Linked DNA regions of Homo sapiens: region 2 is linked to region 1. Evidence: chromatin contacts called from ENCODE POLR2A ChIA-PET data. All regions are on one chromosome and are shown on one strand. Each heading gives the region's core, a stretch centred on a gene start or an enhancer-like site at or near the end of the contact. The rest is flanking DNA. Distances are from core to core; before and after follow the strand shown. Region 1 overlaps NRP1 (neuropilin 1). Region 2 overlaps PARD3 (par-3 family cell polarity regulator).

Region 1 (2,831 bases), core at 98-2,597:
TCAAGGGTAACACTATGTGGGATTTTGAGGAAGACAACGACATAAGAAAAGACAAATGTTTCTGAAAACATTTTTATTTTTTTTTCTGCAAGAGAGGTGAGGACTTGGTGTCCCATTTACAGTCAGTGAAGTTGGTTGCAGGAGAGAGGGTTTAGCTTAAGTACATCCAGCAGCCACTGATGGATGTCACATTGCTGCTCTGGTCTCCTTAGCACCACGTTCTTCCCAGCTCTGTGGCTTGTGTCCAAGCAGTCCAGGAGATAATCCCTGAAATTTGGAACTTGTGCTTATTTTGGAGCTATGCAGACAGCAAAAACCTTGAGTCCTCCCATGTAGTAATACATGGAATCTGAGTTTGGGTGATAAGATTGGCGAAGGAGTTCAATGGTGGGGAAATGGAAAGGCTACCAAATAATCACTCTCCTACCCAAATGAATGGGATTACTAATAAGTCGTAAGTGCTTGCCCCAACAGAAAAAAAAAATCACCTTACACCCTGACAGTGTCGACAACGTATTACTTGATGCAAATATGCATAAACACATCGCAAAGTATAGAAGTAGTAATGCTATGGTTTAGAAGTTAGATTTGTGGGGTGTATTGAAAGGACTACAAGAAGTAAGAAAAACGGAGTTTTAGGAAGTGTCACAAAAAGTAAAAATAAGCCCTGGATCAAAGACATATGTCTCACAATCCTGCTTATAATACACAGAGAGCAAATTGGAAGACAGATACATAAATGAATGAATGAATGAGTGAATAAATAAATATGTGTGAAAAATATATATAGGAAAAATATTTTTAAAAAAGAAAGAATACTTTATAAACTTAAAAACAAACTTCAAAGGAAACTAGGACAATATAATAAAGCAATATTCTTTATTATTATTCTTTATTTAATATTCCATAGCATGCAATTTTATATTTTATACACATTTAGAATGACTTTCATAGAAATTTGGCATTTGACCACATACTAAGAGCTGGGAGGACAGCAGCCAGGTTGTGGCCCAGCCTCTCTATTTCTTATAGAAAGGTCTAGGGATTCTCTGGCAACGCCCTGAGGCTCAGGCCCCATAGCTCCTCGGAAGCTGGGCATTGCCACTCAGGCTGGTGGCAGCGCTGGTGGCAGCGCTGGTGGTGGTCAGGCCTTCCTTGGGGCTGCCCGTGATCAGGCCCACAGTGCTGGTGTGAGAAAGGAAACAAAATTAGAGCTACCGTGCAGCCCCCTCCAGGAGCCAACCTTGTTTCATCTCAGTCTTGCAGGCTGGGCTTTGTTTCCAGTAGTCATGAGGTCCCCGAGCAGGAGGACCAGGACAGCTCTGGCAGGAAGCCCATTCAGTGGGACTCACCAGACACCAAGACGGCTGTCTGTGTCTGTCTCTCTCTGTCACATACACTCACACATGCACTGATTATATCATAAGCATTTTTCACTGATTATATCATAAGCATTTTTCCTGTTATTTAAAAACTTTTATTGAGCAATTTTTTTTCTTTTTTTTTTTTTTAATTTTAGAGACAGGGTCTTGATCTGTTACCCAGGCTGGAGTGCAGTGGCACAATCACAGCTCACTGCAGCCTCAAACTCCTGGGCTTAAGTGATCCTCCCACCTCAGCATCCCAAGTAGCTGGGACTACAGCACAAGCCACCATACCCTGCTAATGTTTTTAAAAAAATTTTGTAGAGAGGGGGTTAGGGGTTCTTGCTTTGTGGTCCAAGCTGGTCTTGAATTATGGGACATATGTCTTTGATCCAGGGCTTATTTTGTCTTATTTCTTGTAGTCCTTTCAATAAATCTTTGTCCACACCAAGATGCTCTAAGCACACAGAAAAATCAGTGAGGTATTAGTTGATGAGATGATTGTCTAGCAACAATAACCAGTGGAAAAATGAATCACCGATAGTTAATGGCTAATCCTAAAGTAAGGACACACCCATCCCCCCACAAAAAATATGAAAGGGAGTAACAAGTGCAGATATCAGAATCAAGCTTGCCCCGAAGTAGGCAATATTAAAAGCATAAAAAGTGTCTCATTCCTGGGTCTCTTATGCTGTGCTCTCCCAGCTCAGGGCTCTTTCTAGGATATCGCCTGCTACCTGCCTTCCTGGGATCATTGTAAAGACTAAATTAGATCATACATGTGAGAACATGCTGACATGGAAATTCCTGTGCAATGTCAAGAATTCTTGCCAGCCTTTCAGAAAATGGATCAAATCCAATTCACTTTAACTTTCTGGTCCTAAAAATAAATATCACACAGAGCATCTCATTGATCCAGTGGGTGGGGGAAGAAAAAAAAAGCAAAGCCCGTCTTTGATTCACTTCCAAGATAGTGTTGTTGTTGTTGTTGTTTTATCAACAAATGGAAAATAAGGCAAACAGGTATTGATTTGTTTATTTATATATAGGTAGTTAGTGCTTTTCAAAATAACTTTTACCTGATTATAAAGGACTACTTGTCCATTGTAAAAATTTTGAAAAATACAGAAATGAATAAGGAACATAATGTCACTACCCAGAGATAACCAATTAATGGCTTGGCCTAGTTAGTTCCGTCTAGATTTTTTCTGCATATGAATAAGAGTTGAGAATACACTGTATATAGGGTTTTATATTCTGATTTTTCACTGATTATATCATAAGCATTTTTCCTGTTATTTAAGAAACTTTTGTTGAGTTTTTTTTGTTTTGTTTTGTTTTTAATTTTAGAGACAGAGTCTTGCCCTGTTGACCAGGCTGGAGTGCAGTAACACAATCACAGCTCACTGCAGTCTCAGACTCCTGGGCTCAAGTGATCCTCCCACCTCAGCCTCCCAAGTAGGTGGG
Region 2 (2,831 bases), core at 123-2,622, 1.3 Mb before region 1:
GTTTTCTTTTCTTACTTTAACATAAGATCAATACTAATGTCATTTATATTGTACTTTAGTGTTTACAAAGTAGATTCACATATATTCTCTTATTTCATCTGTGCAGTAACCTCTGGAAGATAAGGTTTCCTCATTCTGTTTTTTAATGTCTGTTTCTTAACTCTGTGTAAAGGCAGATTGATTGGGCCTCATTTCCTCAATTTAGAAGGCTGGACTGATTGATGGAACATTAAAGAAGGCAGAGGTAAATAAGGGATAGTGATTCTAAAAATAAAAGTGACACTTGAAGTGGTTTGACTAGCAGTCTCACTTATTTTTCCAAAGGCAAAAATTAAAAAAAAATCAAAAAGACAAAAATTAAAACCCAGAGATACTAATAAAAGCAGGGAGCACATGTATCTTTCTGATCCTAACACTTAGAGTAGCAGCTATCTTGACAGCCTATTTTTGTGAATAGAACACTTAGATGTCCATTTTTAAGGACAACTTTGTTTTTTCTTCCTGGTGTTTTGTTGTTTTACTGGCATATATCTAAATTTGATTTAAATTTCATGGCATTAAACCAAAAACTTAGATGGTTATATCGTGTCATTTGTTATATTTATTCAGTATTTGTTGGTGCATTTTGGTAAATTTTTTACTTTATTAGTTGGGGTTATATACCACCACATTTAATCCCAGGTACTCACAATAATAACAGCTTAAACATGCTAAGAGTTTGTTTCTCTCTTATGTGAAAGAAGTCAAGCAGTTGGCAGTCCAGGTCTGGTATGTATTGACAACCCCAGTGTCAGAGAACCAGACACTTGTCTCCCCGAAGTATCATTCTTAGCAGTATCACCTCATGGTTCAGGGTAGCTGCCTGAGCTTCAGCCATCAGGCTGATATTCCAGGCAGCAGAAAGGAAGAAAGAAGAAGGGCACCTGGTTTCCCTTTTAGGATGCTTTTGTGAGGTACAATTAGCATTCTTGTCTTTAACTTCTTAAAGCTCATGCGAAAACAGCTTACTGCAAGGTGAGCACATGACTGCCTAGCTTAACACAGAATTTCCTTATGAAGGAGGACTAGAACAGTGGATGTTGGTGTAGGCACTGCTTAGTCTGTGTCACATATAGCGCATAACACATCAATAGTGAGAATGCTTCAGTTCAACCAGTTCATGGCTTTGGGGGCTGTACCAATTGGTTTATAATGGTTATGATTTTGTGACCAATTATTCTTTATGTGGAGATATATATAAGAGGAACTGCTTTATTCATTTAGACCAATAAAAGCGATACCTGAAGTGATTTGTGGACAAGTGGCTACAAGAGGATATTGGTGAGCATATTTGTTCCCATGAGTCATTTTCTAACCAGTTATCCTAACACTGGGTTTCTGTACTGTCTTTAATTTTCACATTATCTCTAAAGTCTTCAGGAGGAAATATAAGCAGTGTGGTGCTAGAATAGCTTTCTATGTGAATTCTTTTCCCCCTTATTCATTACTGGAACCAGTAATTGCCTAGAGAATGATGGGCAAAATGCCAGCTCATCATTTCTTTAAGGGTCTAAGAATTGGCTTTGGAGAATGGAAGAAAATTCCAGAAACACTGTCAAGAAAGTTATTATTTATTTCAAATGTTATTTGGAACAGCAAAGGACAATATGTTTTATAGCACAACTTTTAAGATGACTGAATTGGCAATAAATTCACATGATGAAACTTCAGCAAGTCTTTATGTTTCTGCCGGGGAATTCTTTGGTTCTTGGCGTAAATTTTTAAATAGTTAATATCAGCTTCCTATTCTTAACATTCCTTTAGTTGTAGAGCTAATGTGAAAACAGCTTGCTGTGTTGTGAAGAATGCCTTTAGTTAGCCAATAAATCAACTCATGCGTGTTTCAGTTGTCAAGCATGTTAAATAGTAGTTTTTAGACACAAGAGGGATTGCCCATAATATCGTTATTGTGAGATTCTGTTTCTCATCCACCACGAATGAAATCCCTTCTTTCCCAGACTGCCTCTCACAGCCCCTCCAGCACTGTGGTTCAACTCTACACCAAGAGATGACAAGTCCTGGGTTCTCAAAGACTTGGATTTTGGTTCTAGATTTGCAGTGTAGGAGTCAGGCAAATGGATGTGTCTCTTGAGGCATTAGTATCTTCACATTTCAGACAAGGGCTTGAGTTAAAATACTGTTTCCTTTCACTTCCAAAATTCTATAACTCTGTGCAATGGTTTTTAACAAAAATCTTTGAAAAATAACCTAAATAGGCCGGGCGCGGTGGCTCACGCCTGTAATCCCAGCACTTTGGGAGGCCGAGGTGGGTAGATCACGAGGTCAGGAGTTCAAGACCAGCCTGGCCAAGATGGTGAAACCCCAGCTCTACTAAAAATACAAAAAATTAGCCGGGCGCAGTGGCAGGTGCCTGTAGTCCCAGCTACTCAGGAGGCTGAGGAAGGAGAATCATTTGAACCTGGAGGGTGGAGGTTGCAGTGAGCCGAGATCGTGCCACTGCACTCCAGCCTGGGTGACAGAGTGAAACTCCGTCTCAAAAAAAAAAAAAAAAAAGAAAAGAAAAAGAAAAATAACCAAAATAAATTTCTAGAACAAATTTCCCAAGAATCCCAAATAAATATTAATTTATATTTAAAGATGCTGTATTTAAACAGTGCAATAATTATGAGCTTTTAAAGGAATCTAAATCAAGATATGTTTAACATTGGCTACTTACGATGAGTTCAAGTACTTAAGCTAATTTTTAGCTTGATACCTGTATTTCGTTGGGGGAAAGAAAACAATATCACTTCACACACTGATCATGTTTTATATTTTCTTTTAGAAATTAA

Evidence for each region. ChIA-PET counts read pairs that join two places held with the same protein, here RNA polymerase II (POLR2A).
Region 2: POLR2A ChIA-PET joins it to region 1 with 10 read pairs in PC-9. The contact joins two enhancer-like sites. POLR2A ChIA-PET finds 5 or more read pairs at or near these places in 2 of 52 experiments (PC-9 and naive thymus-derived CD4-positive, alpha-beta T cell).

The regions. Positions count from the first base shown.
Region 1 is chr10:33,275,792-33,278,622 of GRCh38, reverse strand. All of the region lies in intron 2 of NRP1 (neuropilin 1), which reads left to right. Among named protein-coding and RNA genes, the nearest start is that of NRP1, 57 kb to the left of the region's middle. Within about 2 kb of position 1,347, at least 11 of the 41 ENCODE cell types and tissues checked have a DNase peak (open chromatin) inside an H3K27ac peak, as active enhancers do.
Region 2 is chr10:34,580,957-34,583,787 of GRCh38, reverse strand. The region is part of intron 2 of PARD3 (par-3 family cell polarity regulator); the gene reads left to right. Among named protein-coding and RNA genes, the nearest start is that of PARD3, 230 kb to the left of the region's middle. Within about 2 kb of position 1,372, at least 5 of the 41 ENCODE cell types and tissues checked have a DNase peak (open chromatin) inside an H3K27ac peak, as active enhancers do.